3 separate regions of the Homo sapiens genome follow, and all the other regions are linked to region 2. A link is a loop called in an ENCODE intact Hi-C map of the cell type or tissue named here. Cell type or tissue: HCT116. All regions are shown on one strand. Links, peaks and the distances in the headings refer to the core of each region. The heading gives the core; the rest is flanking DNA.

Region 1 (8,377 bases), core at 92-8,091, 190 kb before region 2:
TGTCAAAGATATTTTATTTTTAAAGAAAAGCATGATATTTTGTGTGTGAAGTTTGGGCTTTTTTTTTTCCACCCTAAATCCTTCAAATGTTTTTAGTCATGTTTTTTAAGATAGTGAAGAGCTGCATATTTCAAAATGTATTTATATTCTGACCTTGGTTCATAAAAGTCTGCCAAGCGCCAGAACTATTTAAATTTGGCTATAACACTGTGTTAACGTGATGAATAACGATTGACATAAATGTACTATATTATTTTTATAAATTGTGGTTAGACATGATAGTAATTTTAGAATATTTACAGTGCTATTTTTGGAGACTTTTTTTTTTTTTTTAGTCAACTAGCAGTGTTGAATGTTTTATCTAGCCAACTACAGGTTTTCAGCTCATAATTAGAAATGCCTGAGAAGTCCATATTGTGATTTAAGGAGTTATTAGCCCAAGTCAGCAATTTTATAAGGCATTCTTATTAGGAAGTATAAAATGAACTTTATGTAGTAAAAAACGTATTTTATAATTGGCATATATCTAATGCATTGTATACATTCACTCATATTAAGCATTTTGGTTAGTCTTCATTATTTAATCCTCCTGTGGTTACTTAACATAGAATGTGTAATGAAGAACTCAGTAGCTTTAAAGGTGGGGTGGTTGAGGAGAATAGAAAATGAAGGTGATTTATTAACTACTGTTGAAAGCTGCTTTAGCAGTTAGGGTGAATAAAAATGATGATTTATTAAGTATTCCATCAGTAATAAGATAAAGCCACAGTGTAGGGTTGGAAGTACTTCTGTTTTCCCTAACTCCCAAGAATACAGAATTTCTATGACATTGGCTCTTTGCAGTCGTCCGTCCCTTCCAGAACTATCATATTGAGGGCAGGAGAAAGAGCTTCCCCTATTCATCCATGTGTCCAACAGATCAGTTAGCTCTGGGCCCTGCCCATAATAGGGCCCAGTATGTATTTGTTGAATGAATATGCTCTTTGAAATAAACATGCCTACAGGAGTTACTCAGGTTAAGTGTGATTTCGCGCTAAGTAATCTGGTATTCCAGAAGTGGTGTCCGCTCATCTTTGAAGTCCTTTCTAATGTATATACTCATGGGCTACAAGTCTTTGTCTTTTTGATTTTTTTTTTTTACAACAGTCAGAAGTCATTTAGAATCAGACCTAGTGAATAAAGAGACTAATGAATATAGGAAATGCCTTTTCCAGTTTTCAAGTTGTTTTCCAGAATGATTTATAAAATGAAAACTGCATTCATTTTCTTATATGACTGTAAACTGGTGAAAGTGGTGCCAAAAACAAAAAAAAGTCTTTTGACCAAATACAACACTGCTGAAATAAATGTAGATGATTGTGAGATTCCTTTAAAGGTCAACACTCGAATATAAAGATTCTGTTATTTTATTGAAAAGTGTTTATATCTACAGCCAGTATTTTTTTTTTAGATATGTTATTTTTAAAGTAGGTAGAGTCTTCATTTATTTTCTTTATTACCTAGAATACTGGACAGTATTTAATAAGGGTTGCCATTTTTCTTGTATTTCAATTTTATACAGGATATACCTAGAGTTGGTTTTGTTTTGTTTCCATTTTGGCAAAATTTTTTGAGAGATAAAGGTGTCTTAATGAGTAATGCTTACAGTACCACACTAAAATGAAAAGTCATAGGTTAGCTATTATTTTCCACTAGAGAAATCAGAATTACATAAACATGTTCCTCCCTAAGAAGGTGTGATATTTTGAGAAAGAGAAAGAAGCTTGGTTTTCTATTTCCCAATTTCATATTGTTTCTCCTGAAAAGTGCTGTGTCATATAAATAATTGCATGGTAGAGGCTCAATGAATTTTATGCATTTGTCAGTGGTCCCTTTTGCAGTTTATTCTACAGATGACTATTAATATTCCTAAAACATCACTTCTCTCGTATTGCCCAACTCAGGTTTTAATGGTCCTCCATTTCCTATAAAGTAATGATTCAGACTTCAACATGCATCAGAATCACCTGGAGGGCATGTTAAAACAGATTGCTGGTGCCGGGCGCAGTGGCTCACACCTGTAATCCCAGCACTTTGGGAGGCCGAAGGGAGGATCACTTGAGGCCAGGAATTCAAGACCAGCCTGGCCAACGTGGTAAAACCCTGTCTCTACGAAAAATACAAAAACTAGCCAGGTGTGGTGGCGTGAGCCTGTAGTCCCAGCTACTCGGGAGGCTGAGGCAGAAGAATCACTTGAACCCAGGAGGCGGAGGTTGCAGTGAACCGAGATTGTGCCACTGCACTCCAGCCTGGGTGACAGAGTGAGACTCTGTCTCAAAAAAAATAATAATAAAAAAATTTTGAAAGCCTGGAGTTTCTGATTCAGTAGGCCTGGGTGGGCCCCAGAATTTGCATTTTTAGCATGTTGCTAGGTGATACTGATGCTTCTGGTCCAGTGACTTCAGCTAGAAAAACATTTTGCTCTAGAATGAAGTCACAGTGAAGTCACAAATGTTTAGCTTGGCATCCGTAGTCTTCTGTAAATCTGCATCAGTTTATTTGTTGAGTTGTATCTCTGTTACTTCCCAGGAAGGACTGTGCTTCCACAAAACTTACATAGTTACTATCTCCAGAACACATGTCGTTTAGGATTTCACCTTGTTTACTTTATGGTTCTCAAAAGGAGAGTCTTCTCACTTGCTCAAAATCCATGTCCTCATGAAGCCCTCTCTACACTCTCAACCTTCACTGATTTCTCCCTTCTCCAAATTCCCATGTTATTGATTATTTCTATCTTTGGCCTGTGTGTCACTGATTTTGTGTGCATATATGTTATCTTTCAAGTAGATTTCAGACACCCTAGAAGTGGGGACACCTTTTTTATCTCATAGGTCCGTGGCCCAGAATTTGACAATAAAAGGCAATTCATCCTAAATGTAACCCAGATTAAGTATATCAACAAAATGTTTTATAAATGTGAGGCAGTATGGCAGAGTAGAAACACTTCTGTCCTCCCTTTCCACGCCTTTGAAATGGAGTTAATAATTCCTCTTTTTCAGAGTTGTTGTAAGAATTAAAATAGAAAATGTATGTGAATCTCTCAGCGCAATGCCTGGCATGTATCATTCATTATTCAATACATAGTATGTACTTACTAGCAGCTAGGAATTGGTAGGAGTGATAAGGAAAGGGGTTGGTAGGTAAATTGGATTCAGAAAGTCATTTCCAGGAAAGAAAAGTATGTTTTGGCTGCAGTATTGCTGTATTGACCAATAGCTTCTATTTTCTATTGTTGCCTCCCCTTTTAGTTGTTGTTGCCAAATTTCTCACTTCCTATGGCAGGAAAGTAAGCATTATTTTGCCTTGTTAGAATTGTTATTACACAGAAGGGATGCTCATCCTCAGGAAAACCATAGAGAGGGTGTTGAATGGAGTGGTTCCTCATTCATTCATCAGTGTCCAGTTACTTCTGACTTCTGGGCCTGCTGTCACACAACACTCAGATATGTGGGGAGGAAAGAAAGCCAGGGATAAAGAAATCTGGAGAAATACCTTCAGGGCATAGAAAGAAATAATTTTTGTGAGCTGAAAAGCTGAAAATGTTTCATTCAGAGATAACTACATGTGTAAATTTAGCTCAATAATTAGGCATATGGTGCTTTCATTTTAGGATGTATCCACCCTTTGTGATAATATCCGTTGATTATTAGAGCTGCTGCAGCTTTAACTACATTGGCAGCAGAGATTCCTAGTGCATTTAAGACAAGAATTCAAGAGTGAAATGGAAAACTGAATTAATAATTTGTTCTTGGGTGGTTTTAATCTGCTCCTTAAATGTAGTTTATGCCTGGAGGATTAGATTTGGAAACAGAACACCAACTAATGTTCTAAAAGTTTACTTCCTTTTATTGGAACATTATACTCTTAAAGATTTTCAGAAGAACATTTTGGCTGTTTTAGTCTTAACATACGAGGTACACTTAAGTTCTTATGATTCAACCTAAAACAATAGAAAGCTTTTAATCTATGATATAATTTTTAACTTTTAAAGTATTTCATGTTAGACTTCAAGGCAGGAATTGTTTAATAAAAACCAACTAATAAAAGGAAAGATATTCTTTGTTGGGCACGAGGATATTTGGGTCTCTTTTCCCAAGCTTTTTAAAATCCCCCTAGGTCTATATTTTTCAATCTTAGAATTTAAAATCTGCTTGCTGTTGATGGTAAAGAAAATAGGAAAATTAAAATCAAAGGTTATTTCTGTTTACTTCCCATACCTTGTCAAATGTTTCTAAAATTGATCGAAAATAAACCATTGTAATTTTATAAATTGAAAAAAGAGTTATATTCCAAGATATAGCATAGTAGGATGAGCTGAAATAGGAAGTTTAAAACAGGTGTCTTTGGGAGAGTTGGGGATGGTGATGCTTTCCATCTGCTTCTTGCTTAAAGCTTTAACTACGGTCCTATTAGAATATACCTGAGAGTCTGGGAAGTCAGTGTATTTGCTTCTGTGGTTGTAGTTCTCCACCCACCTGTGATCTGAAGAATTACACCCTAGGTTTTTATAAGGTAAAGGCACTAGAATTTAGACATTTAGAAGGGACTTCTTTGAAAACTAGGAAGAAGATGGGCAAAGTATAATACCAGGTATTGGTCTGAGTTAACCAGGAGTAGATTATTTATTAGAAAACTAGTCTGAATTTATGTATTCTTGATAAATACAGGTTTTGACAGAAATTCTCCACTTTTGACTGATCTGGTAATAGAGGTTGAGGATTTTATAGCCAGATATGCTGCAGGTAATCAGGTGTTAGTTCTAGCTTAATAATTAGCTTAATTTAGTATTAGCTGTCTTTTTCTGTGGTACTTTACCCATGCTCTTAATCATCTTCCATCCTTCAGTGTGTTCTGCTGGAGAGAGGCGGTACTAATGGTGCAAAGGCAGACATCAGGAGAGTTGCAGAAGTGGTATTATATATGTTACACACGTCAGAAGACTAGTCACCTTAATACTCAGTAATTGACTATGATTGGCAGCAGGGAATGAGCAGCCCTCTCGCTTCCTGGAACCTTGAGAGGTGAATTCCATACATTACCACTGGTGTTCAGAAGGATCACCTTTTTCTGACCTGTGGGCACTCACTCCTACCTTTTAGAATTCCTGAGGGAGGAAGCTGTCTAGTTATATGATTAGTTAGCATATTTGTGGACCTTTAATTATCAATAGAATTGCTCGAAAGCTGTCTTAGGAAGTAATGCCTTTGATTGATTTGAAATCTCATGCATCACCCGTGTTGCTAGTGTTTTCCAAAACACTGAGGGATTTTTGCAGACAGCATTTTCAGGGGCTGATTTGAAGGTAATAAACCAAACTGGCAGGGAGGGAGGGTTCTTCCTCCACCTCAGGGTGAGATCTCTGCTCCTTTACTTTACTCTGGAGTGCCCTGTCTTCACAAACCCCGGGGGCACACAACACATTAGTAGCCATAAGTGTCTGTTGTGTGTTATGCAGCCCGGAGTCTTCCACTGGTATATACCAAGTCCCCAAGTTAGATATTTCTCTTTTAAAAAGAATTTTGCCTTCATATTTAAAATAAAAATTATATTCCTCAATTGGCTTTTTTTTTTTTTTCTTGAGATGGAGTTTTGCTCTTGTCGCCCAGGCTGGAGTGCAGTGGCATGATCTCAGCTCACTGCAGCCTCAGCCTCTGGAGTAGCTGGGATTACAGGTGCCCGCCACCACGCCCAGCTAATTTTTGTATTTTTGGTAGAGACCAGGTTTCACCATGTTGGCCAGGCTGGTCTCCAACTCCTGACCTCAGGTGATCCTCCCACCTTGGCCTCCCAAAGCGCTGGGATTACAGGCGTGAGCCACCGTGCCCGGCCAGTTGGCTCTTAAACCTCAGCTATTAATTTCCAAGTATTTTTGGTTTATGAATAACAACAGCAATAATAGCAATGTCTGATAATTTTCTCTTTTTCTCTAGGTTTAAAACAGAGGCAACAGTTAAAACTATACTTTTAATAAAAAGTGCAGCTTCTCAGTTATACTCCATCATGTATTCCCTTTTTCTCCTAATAGAATGTGTTTGTTATTCTTCCTGTTCTGAGAGTGGCTCCTTAATTGATTTTATACCATCAGTTAGTGTTATTATATATAATTAAGGAAATCAATAATGAGATTTTTAAAATATCATCTTGGCATAGATTTTGTCTCCTTTATCTGCAGTTTTAATTCTGGAATGGTGAAAAGTATGCCAGTAACTACAGGATACCATTTGTTGAGTGTTCACTTCCTATTAGATACTATGCTCACCACTTTATGTACATATTCTCATTAAATTCTCAGAACAACAAGTATTTGGTTTTTCTCAGAATATGGGTATTTGACATTATTCTCCTCATTTTATACATAGGAAATTGAAGCCAGGAAGGGGCAAGCAAATTGCCCAGGGTCGAGCAGCTCCTGCGAGGTTGAAATCCAGGTCTGTCTGGTCCCTGCCCCCACCCTCTTCTTGTGCACTCATCTCTGCTGGGTTCCCCATATCCCCTGGGGCCTTGGCAGGCTCAGATCTTACCCACCTTGAATAAAGAATCAGGACTCCTGTTGCAGTCACTCCTCTGCCTGAGAAGGAAGTAAAGGGAAGTGAGGTGAGGACTGGCACAATTTCCACCCCAGCTTGTGGCAGACAACATGCTTTAATTCTGAAAGCAACACCAATGCTCAGTTTGTTTGGAAAAGCCTCTCAAGAGTAATATTGTGCTCAACTTAACAACTATATTTACTAGTATGTGTTCATGTATGTTTATATCCCCTTGATTATATATATATATATATATATATATATATGCATAATATGTACATGGTTATGTGCGTGTATATAATTATCTAAAATAATACCTTAAGCATTAATGAAAGTTATTGGGGGTTCTGGAAAGTTGTTTAAATCAAGAGAAAAACAATTGTCACTGGAAGAAACAAATCTAAATTTGCTTCCTTTATTCTCCCTCATCTTGGGGCAACTATGACTCCTAAAGTTTAGGATACATAATGTTACAATTATTTAATTTTTAAGCAAGAGATTCTATAAAGTGTGACCACATTAACAAAAATGCAGTATGAATTTTAAATTCACAGTGAGGTATATCACCAAAAAGAATTCTATGAGTCAAAATAATATATTGTTACTGACTTGACAGTCAAGTTGTATATAGAAGTGACAACAAAGGCTCTGTTTAATTGATCTTAAGAGATCCGGACAGTATAACTCTTTCTGCAAATGGGGCGATACAGTTATCATTCAAACCCAAATAATTTTTTTTTAATTTTAATATTTTCCTTTAATAAATCAGATTAAGAATCACTTCCAACAACCCTCCTACAAATATTTAGAAGTACCACCCTGTGCAAGGCACTGGAGAGATGACAGTAAACAAGACCATTATCACCACTGCCCACATGGAGCCCAAAGGGGTAGAGAGTAAGGAGGCCCTGTGACAAGTACCCTGGGAGGGGCCTAGAGTTACTATGGGAACCTGGAGTAGAACATAACTCTGGCAGATTAGGGGGTTCAGGAACACTTTCTAAATGAAGTAAAGTATTAGACCTGAGGATGAGTGGGAATTAGCCGGTTGCAGGCAAGATGAAGAGGGCCGCAGGATAGGAATGGAATGTATGAAGGTCCCCAGGGCAGCCAGAGGACTGAGCCAGAGTAGTAGTGCTGAGAAGAGGAAGTGGGCCACAGAAATGAAGCAGAGAAGGCGTCTGACCAGGTGTTTAGACTTTATCCTGAGATCATCAGGAACCATGGGAGGGTTTCAAGTTGCAGAAATAATATCAAATCTGCATTTTTGGATAAGACTGGAGTCCAGGACATGTGTTAGAAGGCTCGGCAGTAATCCAGGTGAGAGATGAGGATGGCCTAAATGCATAAAGGGGTAGTGAAGATAGAGAAAGTGAACAGATCCTTGAGATACTTAAAACCGGAATTTATAGAACTTTGTGGGCACTTAAAAATGGAGAGTGAGAGAGGAAATGGAGATAAAGAGGTTCTTGGGTTCCTGATTGGGTCACGGGTTTTCTGATGGTTGGAATCGTCAGGAGAGAGAGAGGAGTGGAGAGGGGTAATGGATGTGGTTTAGGATATGTGGCATTAGAGGAGAAAGATGTCCAATTGGAGGTCTCTTGTGAGCAGTTGGATGTATACAACAAGCACTGCAAAGAGAAGTCTAGGCTAGAGATGCCAATCTTGAGGCCATCAAACTATGGAAATAAATAAGATCTATTAGGGATAATGTGTCCTGTACAAAGAGTCAAGGGCTTAGAAGCCCAAGGAACATCAACATTTACAGGATGTGCAGAGTAAGTGGTGACAGAGAAGGAGCAATCAGAGAG
Region 2 (8,306 bases), core at 1-8,000:
AGTAATGAAAAAAAAAATGATGGAAAAAGAACTGTCAGATGATGCAGTGTTTGCTCTGGGAAGTACCAGGGCCACAGAGAGGAGGACCAGTTACTGGAAGAAAAGAAAGAGAGATGGTGGAGAGCGCAGCAGTTTCAAATGAAAAATTAAATTAATTTTAAAATCTAATTTAAAGCAAAATAGAGCAGCAGATGTGGAGGGAGTTGAAACTCCTCCTTGAATTGTATCCCCTAAACTTTCCTGTTCTTTCATTCAGCCTGAACATCATCCTGTTTACACCAAATAGCAAAACTGGATTAATTAAGAAATAAAATACTCCAGACAGTTCATTTCTAGGGATGGTTTGTACACAGCATGTATGAGAGGAAGGAAATGCTTGAAATTTTAATTTCTCCAGAAAAAAAAGACCACCAAGGCTTCCTACCTCAAACTTTAAAAGCATATTTTCCTATAAAGCTGTCCTAATGATCTTTATGTCCCAGAATCAAGTATTAGTAAAATATGTATTTATTTTTGCAGCTTTTTTTTTTTTTTTTTTTTGGAGATGGAGTCTCACTCTTGTTGCACAAGCTGGAGTGCAGTGGCACTATCTCAGCTCACTGCAACATTTGCCTTCTGGGTTCCAGCAATTCTCCTGCCTCAGCCTCCTCAGTAGCTGGGATTACAGGCATGCGCCACCACACCCAGCTAATCTTTTTTTTTTTTTTTTTTTTTTTTTTTTTTTTGGATTTTAGTAGAGATGGGGTTTCCCCACGTGGCCCAGGCTGGTCTCCAACTCCTGAGCTCAGGCAATCCACCCGCCTCAGCCTCCCAAAGTGCTGGGATTACAGGCGTGAGCCACCGCACCTGGCCCACAGCTCATTTATTCTAACACCGAATACTTATTATTGAACCCTTCTATGAGTCAGGAGCTGTACAGGCTTCTCTGCTGTGTAGGTGGTTTTAGAGATTCTGATGGCTTACAGACAGTTAGGATGCCAAGATCCAAACTCAAGTTACAGGCCAGATAGGTTCTGCAAGACTTCTGCACAGTTGTCATCAGTGAGACAGTTCATATCAAGTAATTAAAGAATAAAACTGTTTCCTTTGTGCTGCTGCAGAACAAGTGTTAAAAAAAAAAAGCAGCCACCAAGGAGCCCTGCTATGAATCATGTGCCTTTCATGAGGTGAACTTCCCCTCCCCAGAGATGCGTGAACAGCAAATCAGGAATCCACGTCCCCACACTCGGTACTGCTGGTTTGTCTTGTGTTAGCCATGGATCTGACATCTGCCAAAACACCTCGCAATGTAATCACGGGTGTTGTCTGGTTCTACCCTCACCTTGTATAAAACCATTCTTTATACACTGGCCTTTCTATTTAATAATCTCTGCTCAAGGTATTTAAATGGTCCAAAAATCTAAACAACAGCTTGATCGAAATCTGCTTTTGGATATTCTTTTCTTTTCTGCACATGTTTAAGCATCACAGTGAAAAGTGGGTTCTAGTAACAGGTAGGAGAAACCAGCTGGGAATATTCCTGTGCAAAGCTACTGATTAGAAAAAGTGGTGGCCGGGTGCAGTGGCTCACGCCTGTAATCCCAGCACTTTGGGAGCCTGAGGTGGATGTATCACAAGGTCAAGAGATTGAGACCATCCTGGCCAAATGGTGAAACCCCGTCTCTACTAAAAATACAAAAATTAGCTGGGCATGGTGGTGTGCGCCTATATTCCCAGCTACTCTGGAGGCTGAGGCAGGAGAATCGCTTGAACCTGGGAGGCAGAGGTTGCAGTGAGCCAAGATCATGCCACTGTACTTCAGCATGGTGACAGAGCAAGACTCCATCTCAAAAATAAATACATAAATAAAAAAGATAAAGTGGAGATCTCACTAGCCACATCAACAGCAATAGTGTCGAACATTTACTGGCTGCTTACTAGGAGGCATGCCCTGGGTCACATACATCCATGCTGTATTAGTTTGCTAGGGCTGCCATAACAAAGCACCACCAACTGGGAGCTTAAACAACAGAAATGTATTGTCTCACGGTTCTGGAGGCTAGAAGTCCAAGATCAATGTGTCAGTAGTGCTGGTTCCTTCTGAGGGCTGTCGGGGAGAACCTGTTCCATACCTCTCTCCTAGCATCTTATCGTTTGTTGGCAATTTTGGGCATTTGTTAGCTTACAGATGCCTCATCCTGATCTGTGCCTTCATCTTCACAGTGTTCTCCTTGTGTGGGTACCTCTGTGTCCAAATTTCCTGTTTCTATAAGCACATTAGTTGCACTCGACTAGGGCTCACTCTAATGACTTCATGTTAACTTGATCATCTGCAAAGACTCTATTTCTAAATAAGGTCACCCTACAGGTACTGGGTGTTTGGACTTCAACACGTTTTCTGGGACACAAACCAACCCCTAACACATGCATTGTCTCATTCAGGCTCACACCAGCATCATGAGGCAGGGGCTATGATTACTGACATTACAAACCAAGACGGTGAGACTTAGAAAGCTTTGCTTACGCTTTTCTATTGCATCTACTACAAAGATAGTAGAACTATGGTATGGATGCAGACAGTTTGATGCAAAAAACCATGCTCTTAATCACCACATGAGATTTCCAAAAGAGCATGAGGAACTTTCTCCACCTTTCAGTTGCTTGGCCATAGGTTACACACTGGAGTCATCCACTCTACTCAGAAGAATACTAGCTACCCTTGGTTGAACACCTATTACATACATTACATTATCTCATTTAGTCCCCTAAAAAAACTTAGAAGTTCAGTACTCTTTATCCCAGTTCACAGATAAGCATATTGAAAGTCAAAGAAGTAGAGAGCAGCTGGCCAAGAAAGCAAGAAAGAGTTGAGCCAGGATTCAGGTTGCCCCCGGCCACTACCCATCACCACTTGAGCCTGAAGATGTATTTTCTCCACTGTGCTGTGCTGCCTTTCATGCAAAGCTCAGGGCATACCAGGCTATGATTCACTCACATGAAAAAATCAGAGGTCTGAGTAAATCTCACAGTGCTCATTTTTAAAAGGGTACACAAAAAAATCTCAATTCCAAAGAATTTGGATCAGCCAAGAGAAGGCATGGGAAAATATCAAATGTTTGTATGATTACCTGGGCAACCTTTTCTGTGCTATGTAAATGTGTAATGACTAATCAACCAGGACGGCCAAGGGATTTGTTTCTAGAGATAGGCAATTTTCATTTGTGCCTGTGATTGGCTCAGCTCTGCGTGTGAAGAGGGAAAAGGCTTCCGTTTATTTAGCATAATGATGGACCAAAACAAAAGAAGAAATCATTTCACTCATGCTTAGGTAAGACATTTCCATCTTTCTTAAATCTTTGTGTGTCTATTTTTGTGTTCATAGCAACCGGCAGACTATTTAGAACAGAAATGTGCATGCGTTGAGTACAAAGCGAAGACAGCATTGGGCGGTGGGATGCGTGCTGAAGAGGGATAGCTAATGTTTGGCAAGTGTCAAAAACAAATGGCCATTGATCAGGAAGAATCCTGAGCAAAATAAGATCAAGATTTTCTGGGGGCTATTGACCATTACCAGTTTTCACTTTTCTGACATTCATTAAAAAAAAAAAAATACAGATCCTGATTCCCTGGAGCTTTGCAGTTTGCCAACTTTCTGAGGGCATTGCTAGATTTATAGTGCCATCATGTGGCCACTTCTCAATCTGTTCAAAAATTCTGCTGGATCTAAGCCTGGCAGGATGACTGAATGATTCCAGTTTCATGGTGTTGGGAGGCTTATAGAACAGTGCTGGCTAGTCACACATCTGATGCTGGCAGCAATAGTGTGCTGGGGAAGGGGTTAAGAAAGAAAGAGCTGAGAGGCTCCCTGCAGGCAGAGCAGGGGCGGGACAAAGAGAATCCAGACAGTTGGACTTGGCCGTGGGGACAGGCAGCTGGCAGAGAGGACATTTACCCAGTGGGGGTTAGGGCCATACTAGTGGGCTTGGGTTCATACGCAACACTTTCATCACTGAGAAGAATGTGGCTAGGCTCCAACTCTCGTGGGGTAGGTGGGACTGGGAAATAAAATAGCAACTGGAGCTAAAACCCAGTTACAGTCTTCCCTGGTCACTGGCTCTTAGAAGAAGACAGGCATTCCATGCACCTCACTCAGGAGATCACCAGAAGTCCAGCCAAGCCCTGCCTGGGCTCCTTCCCAGGAAAGTGCTTCTGCTGACACTCTCCTGGCCACGATCTTCTTCCCAGCAGAGGAAGAAATCTTGTCCATATAGGAGAAGTTGAGGTATGGAGTTTCATTGCTAGGCAGGGAACTAGGGTGGGTGGGTTGACAGTAAGCAGGTTATAGGTTCCATGGAAATAGACAAAGACCAACCAAATGAGAAAAAGCAAAGGCTATTTATTCTGAGCTTGCTATAGCAATGAAGTTGGCCACCATCACTTGCATTTTGTCAGAGACCCCATCACAGGCAAAGCACTGGGAAAGCTTTAGAGTGGAAAAAAAGGGAAGTCTTGAGGTGTGCCCTGATGGGAGGCTGTTGGCCTGGGGAAGCTGCAGGTGGGCTAACTGGAAGCAGGGCACACTGTGTGATTGGTTAGGGGTAGGTACAGATTTGGCTTTCTCTGGTTGTTCCTAAATTTAAAATGGTGACAAAAGTTAGGGAAGCTGTCCGTTATTAATCAGGTCCTGGCCATTTCTGGCTGATTGTTACAGAAGTTATTGTTCAGCTTCCTGGATTGTCACCAGAGACAGCAGCCTGGCTTCCTACAAGTCTGAGTTCGAGCAGGCTGACTTCCTGGGTTATTTATTGTACATAAGGGGGTTGGTTTCCTTCTCTGGTACAGAGAGTGGGTCAAAGATCTATTTTTACATGTGGTCTGGTCTGTTTCTAGATTCAGTCTATCATCTCTGAGTCATCCCTGCTATGACTCAAGCAAGGATCAGCCTGGCAAGAGGTGGTGGGGGTTGGGAGCCCTCATCTTATGTCAGCAAACAATGAGGAGTTGGAATTGGCAAAAGGCCCCACCCACCCCACCCTATCCCCAGTCAGAATCAAGTCTTCAAGGGGACAGGACCAGTTGGAAGCCCAGCGGTTAATACCAGGTTGTATCATCGATCAGACCCACAGCTAGGATGCACCCACGCTAAACCCTCTTCCAGCCACTACTATGTAGCTGAAGCAACTTGATTATTTGCTGCCTTAGTCATGACTGGATGAGGAACTTGGAAGAGACTTCAGATTCAGGAGAAAGAGGAGGAAGTGGTGCTTGTGTTCGTGGTATTGATGTTAGGGTGGCACATTTTGTAGGCATCTGGGAGACAAAAAAACAAAAAAAAAAAAAACAGAGCCTGCCACTGCCCCCGCTGGATGTCTTAGTGCCTCTAACTAGGGTTTGGGGCCCTGGCTCTATCCTGATAATAAACTACATTTGTTTTTTTCTGGAATGTAGTGACTATCATGTGGAAAGGGCAAGAGCTATAAATGCAAGCCTGGGGGTGCACATCTCTGGGAGGAAACCCTGGGTACAGGCACTCCTTTTTAATTCAAGGAGAGTTGGAAGAGCTCCAATCTGTGCACCAGGGGAGAGGGTGACTATTCCTTTCCTGCTAGTGATTTTAACTCTACTCCCATTTTTACAGCATCTCTCATCTGGGAAAAGATACATGTCGACCAACAACCCCCATACTATGCTGACATTATTCCTTATTTGTCAAATTCATATGAGCCAATTGGTGACACCGAAACCCTAGTTATAGCAAAACTGACTGTATTATGAATAGTATCTGGAAATGGGAAAATATGGGTGATTTAAGCTAGGCATAGTGGCTTATACTGGTAGTCCTTGCTACTTGGAAGGCTGAGGCAGGAGGATCGCTTGAGCCCAGGAGTTCAAGGCTGCAGTGGGCTGTGATCACGTCACCACACTCCAGCCTGGGTAACATAGCGAGCCTCTGTCTCCAAATAAACACACACACACACACACACACACACACACACACACACACACACGTAAGTTAATCGGGAAAGGCACTGAAGAGCAGATGGTATATAATTTTTCTCATTTCTAGCAGTCTTGTTCTGTGTGAACATGTGGAGCACACTGCGGGCCAGTGTGGAATGTACAGAGTTCCCCAAATTTCAGTCATTAATTTTGGCCATATCTATACTCAGCCTACATAGTTCCTCAATGTTTTCCTTTAAATTTATTTATTTATTTTTAATTATATTTATTTTGAAAGGGAAATTATATCACTATTGAAAATGAAAAGTCAATATCACCTGTCATAAATAGAAGGTAATCCTAACTATAAATACATAACTAAACAAATCAAACTCTTCACCCATAGACTGTCCCCAGATGGTCTCCTATGCCGCTAGTGGTACTAGTGCCACATTTGGGGAAATACCTGTGCAATACTAGTTAAGAGCTCTGGCTCTGGTGTCAGATTGCCTCGGTTCAACTTCTAGCTGTAAAATCATGTGCAAATATTTAGCCTCTGTAAGTCTGATTTCCTTCCCTGTAAAAATCATGTTTTTGCTTAATGGAGCTGATGTGAAGATTCAGTGAGATGATACCTAAAGATTTAGCACAATGCCTGGTATATGATAAACAATAAATATTAATATTAGCTGTCACTGTTATCAGTATGATTACTATTATCCTTTTGAATTGGGTCACTGGTGCATAACTCTTCCTAATAGTTGGTCCTCAAAACACTCACGCCTTATTTGTGGAGAGGAATGTGGTTGAAATATACAGAGGATGGATGCCTTAAAAGATTTGCAGACTACTGAAAATAAGAAACCAAGCCAAAGGGCCTTTCATGTCAAAAACGCCAGCCAGTGAGGCAGTGAACCTAAGTGTATCAACCAACTTTTCACTTTTATTTTTGATATTATTTGCTGTTTCCTAGCCCCTTGGTTCTCTGTGGTATTTTTTTCCTGGCACTCACTGAGTCAGAGTCCCAGCAGGAATCAGATCGTACCCAAAGGAGTGATTGAAGGGTTTAATGACAGAAGGGTGTATTTGCAGAAGTGTGGGTAAGAGCTAAAGAAGCCAATAAAAGATAGTTATCTCCCAGGGCCTAGCAACAACAGGAAGCTCTTACACCCCTACAGCCTAGCAGACAATGGGAGGAAGCTGTTGCTGCAACCTGGGGAGAGAGGTGGCCATGATAGGCCACTCCACCCAACCCTCCACAGGGGTCTCGATGTTGGTAGGGACCAGCAGAGAGGGAGCAGAGAGAATACCTGCCATGGATGGATTCTCCTCCTGCCTGCCAATCTCTGGCCAGTGCCACTCAAGAACAAACCAGCTGCAGCTACAGCACAAGGGAAGCACTGGACATGCCATGCCTAGAGGTCAGCAGAGAAGGGTGGAGAGTGGACCTGGAGAGCCAGACAGAGAAGGACCAATACATTTATCACATAACGCGATGATGTTGCTTGATCTATGATGCCCTTTTGCACTCTGTAAACTCTCAGTAGAATTAGTTGCAGACATTAAGTAAATCAGACTGTGAATGTGTATGTCAGTGACACAAAGACAAGCAGGGGTGCAAACAAAATAGAGGCATATACCACCCATCTACCACCCCCTAGGCCAGGGGGCACGTCACGGGAGCTGGCAGCAGCTCAGCACTGTCTCCCATTTCTTAGCCAGAGCTCTGCTACTAAGCAGCATGCTTTTGGAGGCAGGGACAGTCCATAGAAAAGACTCTCATGACTTTTATCTTCACCACAAGCTAGCAAAATAAAGAAGAAATGCAATTAGAATCGCTCACCTACTAGCAAAGAAAGAGTTTGTTCCCCAAGTCTTTTGAGAAAAGAACCTAGCACTGTCAGTCTCAGGAGCAGATGCTAAACACCTGAGCCACGCTGACTCTAACAGCAGTTTGGACTAACAGTGGCAGAGTGTGTGCCGGCGTGAAGGGCAAAGCCAGCACCTGTCAGAGCTGTCGGCTTCCAGGCCCCACTGGAGCAATTTAGGCAGCCCCCTTTCTGTGAATGCTTCCATAGGACGCAAGTCCCAGGCAGGCAGAAAAAATATTTTCTTTTTTTTTTTTTTTTTTTGAGTCAGAGTCTCGTTCTGTGGCCCAGGCTGGAGTGCAGTGGCACTATCTCAGCTCACTGCAAGCTCCGCCTCCCAGGTTCACGCCATTCTCCTGCCTCAGCCTCTCGAGTAGCTGGGACTACAGGCGCCCGCCACCACACCCGGCTAATTTTTTTTTTTTTGTATTTTTAGTAGAGACAGGGTTTCACTGCGTTAGCCAGGATGGTCTCGATCTTCTGACCTCGTGATCCACCCGCCTCGGCCTCCCAAAGTGC
Region 3 (8,377 bases), core at 92-8,091, 110 kb before region 2:
GATTCTGTATCTTTGCTATTATGAACAGTGCACAATAGATACATGCATGTGTCCTTATGGTAGAACAATTTATATTCCTTTGGGTATATACCCAATACTGGGATTGCTGGGTTGAGTGGTAATTCTGTTTTAAATTCTTTGAGAAATCACCAAACTACTTTCCACAATGGCTGAACTAAATTTACATTCCCACCAGCAGTGAGTAAGTATTCCTTTTTCTCCACAACCCCACCAGCTTCTGTTATTTATTTATTTTTTTTTTTACTTTTTATAATAGCCATATAATGAAGTTTTTTAAACAGGCTTTTGAAATCTTATTTCCTTAAAGATCCATGTTGACCTTTACCAGAATTGTTTATTTGTTTTTATTATCACTGCGTAAAATAAGATAGTTTCTTTTTCCCATGGTTATCAGCCATTTGCCCTCAATGGTACTGGTTTGGAGTGACTAAAATTAGGGCCAGAGTAACAGTACCTCACTTTTACTCTATTTTATAGCAAATGAAATGTTCAGTATTGACATTAAGTTTTTAAACAGTGTGTTGCTGTATTTGTTTAGTGCTGAAACAGCTTGACTCCATTTCTTTTGCACCTTGATTCTGTGGGTTTTATAGACAGCCGGTGTTTGGTGCCTGGCCCCAGGACGGGACTCTGCACTGCCACCCATCTGCCATCACTTCTGTTACTCCCTTTTACCCTTGCCTTGCCATCCACCATCACTTCTGTTATTTCCCTTTTAACCCTTGCCCGCCTATGTTTTTTCCACTTAGAGCTTTGGATCTTTTTTAAACACACATGCTGCTATCTCACTCTTTCTTTTAGAACTAGTCCTTTTCAACAAATCTAATAGATCAGTTACTTCACTACTTAGGATGATTCTTGTCTGAACAATAACCTTCAGGATGTTGGCCAGTCTCAGAAGAAAACATATACATGTAATGTACATAAATCATATTGGGTAAAGTCAGTTTTATCTAAAACTGAGTTTAAGATCTTCAAAAACACTTCCATGAACTTTCTTTACAGTTTTGTGCTATTCTCTTTCTAAATTTGCCAATTGTATGTGGTAAGGTTGATGGTGAGGATTTATCTGATTACCTTGTGGAGTATTCATAGTATTTGTCTTCATTTTCTTTTTGAAGAGGAGTGGAAGTTATTACTTGATCCTTTTCCTATGTATCACATTTTTCCAGTGTTACACTTCAAAAACAAGTGTTATTATGAGTCATTGACCACAGCTGTCATGTTTACTTACGTATCCCAAGTGTTTGTGCAACTTGGTGCCTAAGTACATAGGCACTAAATAAATATTTGTTGAATAAATGGATTAACATTTTTAAAAGGTCAATTATGCAAGCAATTCCTTTTTGAAAGTTTGTAATTTAGAAAGTTTCAACTATGTTGAAATATGTGCGTGTGTGCAATAGCTTTAAAAAGCAATAGGCGGGGCGCAGTGGCTCACGCCTGTAATCCCAGCACTTTAGGAGGTGGAGGCGGGTGGATCACGAGGTCAGGAGATCGAGACCATCCTGGCCAACACGGTGAAACCCCGTCTCTACTAAAAATACAAAAAAATTAGCCGGGCATGGTGGCAGGCGCCTGTAGTCCCAGCTGCTCAGGTGGCTGAGGCAGAAGAATGGCATGAACCTGGGAGGCGGAGCTTGCAGTGAGCCGAGATCGCACCACTGCACTCCAGCCTGGGCAACAGAGCGAGACTCCATCTCAAAAAAAAAAAAAAAAAAAACAATAAAAAAACAAGACATTTAGATAGTGCATGAGTAGCTACAATGGACAACATAAATTATGTTTCTTGTTATTATTTGTGTTTGTATTCTAAAGAGGCATTTGCCTGCCAAACTATTTCAGTCTGATATTTTCAAAACTCTTCTAATAAAAAAGATACTGAGTTATGTGACATTTTGATGTTCTGATGATGATCGTTATTAAGGCAGGGCATTGTTTCATTGAGTTGTTTATAGTACTGTAAGAATATAACACTGATCTATTAAAAACAGATGCAGTGTTGTCATGAAATGGGATATATGAAAATATGTTAAAGCCTCTAAATGAAAAAAAGATAAAGATGCTTTCAAGTAAATTAGCAAAATTCAGGGATTAGCAAAGTATAGCCAAGCCCATTCATTCACATTTTGTCTATGGCTACTTTGACCCTACAGCTATAGTTAGTGAGTGAGTGAATGAATTGAATGAATGCTGACCAGAAATTGCACTTTCAAACATTTAACCTGAGGAAATAGTTATATATACAAATAAGTATGTACAGGGATGTTCATTCTAAGCTGTTTGTAATATCAAAACAAGGGAAACCTAAATATTGACTAATAGAAGACTGGCTAAATAAGTTCTGGTGTATCCTTATTATACCAGAACTAGTGTATGATACAGCTATTTTTAAAAAGATGTTACAGAAATGTATCCAGTGATAGGAAACAAGGGTCAGCAAACTACAGCCCTTTGGCCAAATTGGCTCAAGACCTGTTTTTATACTACCAGAGCTGTGAGTGGGTTGTTAAATTTTAAAGGATTATTAAAAATAAACGTGAGACAGAGTATGTGACTAGTAAAGCTTAAAATATTTACTATCTAACCCTCTATAGAAAATGTTTGCTGACCCCTGATATAGAATGTTGTATACAATGTAGATTAAATTGGTAGGGATGGGTTTAAAACATTATGAAATAGTATATATAGAACAATATCTTTTTTTAAAAAAATGCAATCAATACCATTTAGACACTTAAGATGTTAATAGTTATTTCTGGGTAGACAAGATTAATAAGATTCTATATTTTATGTCTAATTTTGTGATTTTTCAATAATGAGAATGTATTCATTGTTTAAGAAAATAAAAATTTAATATTGGCATGGGGAAAAAGAGAACTTCTCTAAGTTTCAAGGTGTACAAATATGTTTTTCCATTTTGTAGATGAGGAAACTGAGACTAAGAGTTTAATTAACTTGCCTGGAGGGACACAAACATAAGACAAAAATTGCATTGATGCCAAATTTTCTGTCCAGCAGTGTCACCATTTGATAATTTAAAATGCTCATCTGTCAGCTGAAATAAAACTATATACTCTGTACCCAAAGGCAATTTAAAGGTATCAGTGTATAATATATGATAAAGGAGGATTATGCAGAAATAACAAACCACCTGCCTAATGGTATTAGGTGTGTACTGGATAGGTTTACATTTGCTTAAATAGAATGAAAAAATGAGTAGCTTACATTTTACATTTTTTAAAAGAAACAAAACCTGTATACATAGGTATTCAGTTGACTTTGTAAATTTGCAAACTATTACTACTACATAATATGGTAATTAATTGCTCTTTCATACCTATAGAGTTTAATTGTTCAAATTCAGGCATGTGACACAAAAAGGGACCATGTCCTGAAGCTTGTGCCCTTCACCGTAAGATAGAGGAAGGACATTTGACTTATCAGATCCTTGTGCAGGTAACTGTTTACAAAATGAGTCAGCAACTCAGAAGGAGAATGAATACAACAGTGAGAAGTCTCATTGTAATGAACTGATAGCTAGTAACTCAAAGAAGCAGTAGGACTATAGAAAGCAGACATGAAAGCTCAGCAGCTTTTGGACCATTTAGTGTGTGGACAAAAGGCCTAGTATCCTTCTATTATTCCTGAGGAAACCACTATCTTATAGCCAAGAATAATAACTATTGTTGCTCTTTTAAAAAACACTTGTTCCTTTAATTATAACCATCTTGTGATTTGGGAAGATTATTCTCTATTCACTTATTTAGAAACTGAGGCACAGAAAGGAGGTTAAGTGAGCGTTCAAGATCGTACAGACTGTTCAAGTGATAATGGAAAACTCCATCACCTAGTCCCAGCTCTGTATGCATATGATGGTGATGCTGAGTAAAGGCAGGATCATTCTACATTTCACCGAATCATAAAAAAAAGATAAACATGTCTTTAAAACTTATATAAATTATTAAACTATAAATATTTTGATGCTCTTCAGAGATGAGGTTCAGTTAACAGGAAAAAAATTCACTAGTGTAGAATGCTTCATAACTAAAATATGTCAGGGAATTATGATATGCAGTCATGCCTAGGTATCTGTGGGGGTAGGTTTCAGGACCCCCTGAGGATACCAAAATCCACAGATGCTCAAGTACCTTATATAAAATGGTACAGTATTTGCATATAACATGAGTACATCCTCCTGTATTCTTTAAATCATCTCTAGATTACTTATAATACCTAATATAATGTCATTGCTATGTAAATAGTTGTTATACTGTGTAGTTTAGGAATAATGACAAGTCTATACGTGTTCAGTACAGATGCAACCATACATTTTTTTCCAAATATTTTTGATCTGCAACTGGTTGATACCACAGATGTGGAACCCACAGATACAAAGGTCCAACTGTATATGCACAGATGAGGCTATCATTTTTTCTTTTGTCTTTTTCTTGAACAAAGATCACCAATCCTGGATTTTGTATATTTTAATGATTTCTGATGTCTGAAAGCAGTAGTAAATAGAACATCCCCAATTTTAACCCTATGATGTCACATATTAACATCTATGTAGTGGAGTCCATAAATTCAGTTAGAAATCATAGCCAGATAGAGTATGTGTGCTTTCATAATTCCCATCTCTTTAGTAGGCATTATATTTTTTAAAATATGTCTTCCTTTTGATGTGAAATGTATTTTCAGAAATTATTTGTCATATTTAGTGTAAACATTATTCACTATATACTGCATATTTTTCTAAATGTCATGTTGGCGATTTGCCCATTTTTTAAACCTAAAATTGAGATAGAATGAGTAGCTTTAGGCACTGTATAATGACTTGGATTACTGTGGTGTTCTTGCTGTAATTTATTATTATTTATCATTCTTGGGCAGGTATTTTAGTAATTAGAAAGCCTACAATAACACATGTGGTACACTTAAGAATAGTTTGAAGCACTAGAGCTGTATAGCCATTGGGTTTCCTCTCCCTTTTTTAACTTCCATATTGAATGCATATTAGAAGGACATGTAACTTTTATCATACTATTTCCTTGCTCCCAGCCCGCTACTTATTTATGTGTACAAAAGCATATACTTTCTTCTTGAGGAAAATTTTTTTAAAGGACCCTAATTATTTCTTAAGATTTATTTTCCTTCTATCAGGTAGCCAATACAGTATTTTTTTTGATGTTGTCGTTCATATATGTTTGCCTCTTACACTCAGAAAAGTCCCATAACCAATGAGAGCTACTGCCTTTCTTCCTGCCCTATTTCTCATAACCTTGATGACCCAGAAATCTCTCCACTTACCATAAATGGGAGGCACTAAAGTAGTGTTAGGACTTCCTTAAGACATCTGATGTGCTCTTTTAACCATCTTTTAAACTTCTCTTCCTGGTATTTAAGGCCATGAGCTTATCTTATTTAATCTGTCTCTCTCTCACCATTTTCTAGACCCTAGTAATCTAGCTCTCCACCTGCTCGCTATCATGAAAAGCACTTCCTCTTCCCTTTTGCTTTATCTCTTGTCTTCCTCCACATTAATCCAGAGCACATACACAAACATGTACATACCTTCTCCCAAATAAGTACATACCTGCATCTATATAAGTGTCACGTCTTCAACCTTACCTCTCCCCCTAGACCTAACTCACTTTTTAAAAAAAATTCCCACAGTTACAGCATGTATCACTTAATTTATTCTCTACCTATGGTTTGTATTGTTTTGTGTTGTATATCTTATGCTTATATGGTTTTATATGGCTGACTTACCTTCCTGGTTGTAAGCTTCTTGAGATCAGGGATTTAATTTTTTCTCATGTATCTCTCGTATAGCCCTTACCACGTTGGTAAATATGTAGTAAATGCTTATTAAGTCTTAAAATAAGCCTGTCCTGTGGAGCAGAAACGTTCCTCAGGAAGTGTCTTATCGAGTGTTCCCATTTTACAAAAGAGAAAATTGGAACAGTGAAGTGACCCATTTTCTTTATGACATAACTGGTGAGTAGCAAGCCCTGAACCAGAACCTAGGGCTCCTGACTCTTAGTTCAGTGTGCCTGTTCCCAGGCAGCCTTGACCACGCTGATGCTCAGGGAAACACTGCCACGAGAACATGGCATTTACTGCTGCTCACGTGGACAGTGGTGATATCCATGCCCTGAACAACAGCCTGAAGTTCTTCCCAGCATTCCCCATTTTTCATCTTGCCTCCTTAACTTTATAAAACCCTCTCTATTCAGGAACTAGGGAATGAATGAGAGTCCTCTCTCATGAAAAAAAAAAAAATAATGAGATACAATTTTATTCATTCATTTATCAACATTTACTCATTTTGACTAGGAGATAGCATAAAAGCCACTTCTCTTCACTACCTCTTATTTTTTCATGAGAATAAATATCTTTAAAAAGCTAGATAAATCTAAAGTGCCTATTCACTAGAACATTCTACATTTAGATTTTTAAACTATGCTTACAATTGGAAGTGTTTTCCTTTGTTTAAATTTTATGCTTTTATATATTAGTAAACTCAAGACTAAAGGACAGCTACCTTGATTCTTCTTGGTTATAATTGATGGTTATTGGCAGGATAGCATGTGTAGCCTTTTTATTTTGAAAAAAAACAAGTTGGGAAGATCTCTGTGCTTTAATATTTCAGGAAAATAAGCAACACTCTTCTCATCTAATTGCCTGAAGGCTAAAAATTGAATTGTATTGAATCACAGGGGAGAAAAACAAAGTAATTGACAAAAGCAGTCATCTAATTAAATATATTTTTTTTAAAAAATGAAGTTTGTAATGAAATTTGACAAATACAACACATAATTTTTTTTAATTTAAAACTTCGGTTTTAGGTTTTGATCAATTACAGAAACAGAATGAGAAGAAAGAAAGAGACGGTGAAAGAAAGATGTGTGCCCACAGGGGAGAGTCCCTCTGGATCAAAAGGATCACCCGTCTCTGAGATGACAGGAAGCTGGTATTCACTTGGGTGTAGCTGGCAGTAAACCATCCCACATCAGAGCATTTAACTAGGAGAATAGGCCCTCTCTGAACTTCAGTTTCCTCATCTGTGTATCAGATTATGGAACTAGATGACCTTTGATGTCCCTTCCAGCTCTAAGTTTCTGCTGGATTAGTTATTTTTACATACCTTTATTCTGATATTTAAATCTTTCAAGGGTCTACTCTAAAAAGCCAGAATAGCTTAATAAGTACTTACTGGTTTAGTGATTGATTTTGGCCCATATTATGTGCAAGTTTATCAACTCAACTAACAGTATATGGGTTTAGTTATTTGCAGCCAAAGATATTTGTTGTGTCTATGGCATCTTGTGCTGAAAGCTTTATGTAGTGAAAATGAGTAATAGGTAAACTGTACTTGTACAAATGGTGAACTAGTGTTTGATCTTTTAATGGTGAAGTTTTCAACATGAGCATTTGAAGAAAAGCTTTGATATTGATTGTGTATTTCAAACTGAAGCATGTCTGAACTGAAAATATTTCCTTCCAAAGCCATCTGTTCTTATTCATTTCTTTTTTCCTTATTCTTTGCTCTGGCATGTATATATTCCTACATAGTTCTTTAGGGAACTGCAAACTAGGAAGGCAAAGAAAACCATATGTCTTGTTTACAGCCTTGTCTGATACTATCTGTCAGGGTAAAGTAAAAAGATAAATGTGTTTATTTGATAGATTTTAAATTTTGAAGTTTTTAAAACGTTGATCAAAAACAGCAATAAGACTGATGATGTTACTTACGTGTAAAGAAAAGATACAGTTTTCATGTAGTTATTTTGAAATTCTTAACTTTAGGCTATAAAAGTTTTTATTTAAAGTTATTTGTTAGTTACATGCTCGAAAGAACTGTTGCATCGTATTTTACCACCCTTCTTTCAGCAAGTTACATTGTTTTGACTTTTGTTATGAATGTAATCAGAATCCTTAGAATGCAAAATCTTTTAGAAAATTCTTGTTGGATCATTAGATGTCTGCCCATCCCAAACTGATTGCTAGTTGTACAAAAACCATATTTTCTTTTAGTGGACATTTAAAAATATCTTCTATTAGCAAGGATTACATTTTATGAACTGTAATTTTTCACCTGACTCTCTTAACTTTATAAAATCCTCCCCACCAAATAGAGGTACCAACAAACACCAGAAACCAAGATTGGTGAACAATTGGTTGGCAAATTAACATTTCCTATCTTCAAAAGATGATATTTGTCTTGCTTTTTTCCCAGTCACATTTTAGTACTAGTTTTGTAGCTTCTGAGTACTTATTTTTCCAGTGATAAATCAAAAACAGAAATGATCAGCCTTACTCTCCCTCTTTTTTCTGGGGAAATTGAGAACCA

What was found. Peaks named below come from ENCODE experiments on the same cell type or tissue, not always from the same donor. Only the 100,000 strongest peaks of a DNase experiment are listed, where the experiment ranks them.
Region 1: a loop joins it to region 2, with 4 times the contacts of the local background. A loop is called at or near these places in 46 of 110 quality-filtered maps.
Region 3: it touches region 2 in a loop (9-fold over the local background); 5 of 110 quality-filtered maps call a loop at or near these places.

The regions. Positions count from the first base shown.
Region 1 is chr6:119,330,026-119,338,402 of GRCh38, reverse strand. The region is part of intron 2 of MAN1A1 (mannosidase alpha class 1A member 1); the gene reads left to right. Among named protein-coding and RNA genes, the nearest start is that of MAN1A1, 16 kb to the left of the region's middle. In HCT116, for the core only: a CTCF peak has its summit at 4,539; a DNase peak (open chromatin) is centred at 4,493.
Region 2 is chr6:119,144,079-119,152,384 of GRCh38, reverse strand. It overlaps a transcript of FAM184A not described here. Among named protein-coding and RNA genes, the nearest start is that of FAM184A, 70 kb to the right of the region's middle. RefSeq lists an enhancer at 4,871-4,940. In HCT116, for the core only: a CTCF peak has its summit at 3,696 (motif pointing left); DNase peaks (open chromatin) are centred at 3,674 and 4,894; H3K4me3 peaks cover 1,237 bases; H3K27ac peaks cover 3,226 bases.
Region 3 is chr6:119,254,344-119,262,720 of GRCh38, reverse strand. All of the region lies in intron 5 of MAN1A1 (mannosidase alpha class 1A member 1), which reads left to right. Among named protein-coding and RNA genes, the nearest start is that of MAN1A1, 91 kb to the left of the region's middle. In HCT116, for the core only: no CTCF peak of the experiment used is centred there; DNase peaks (open chromatin) are centred at 1,250, 3,470 and 7,030; H3K4me3 peaks cover 2,681 bases; H3K27ac peaks cover 6,616 bases.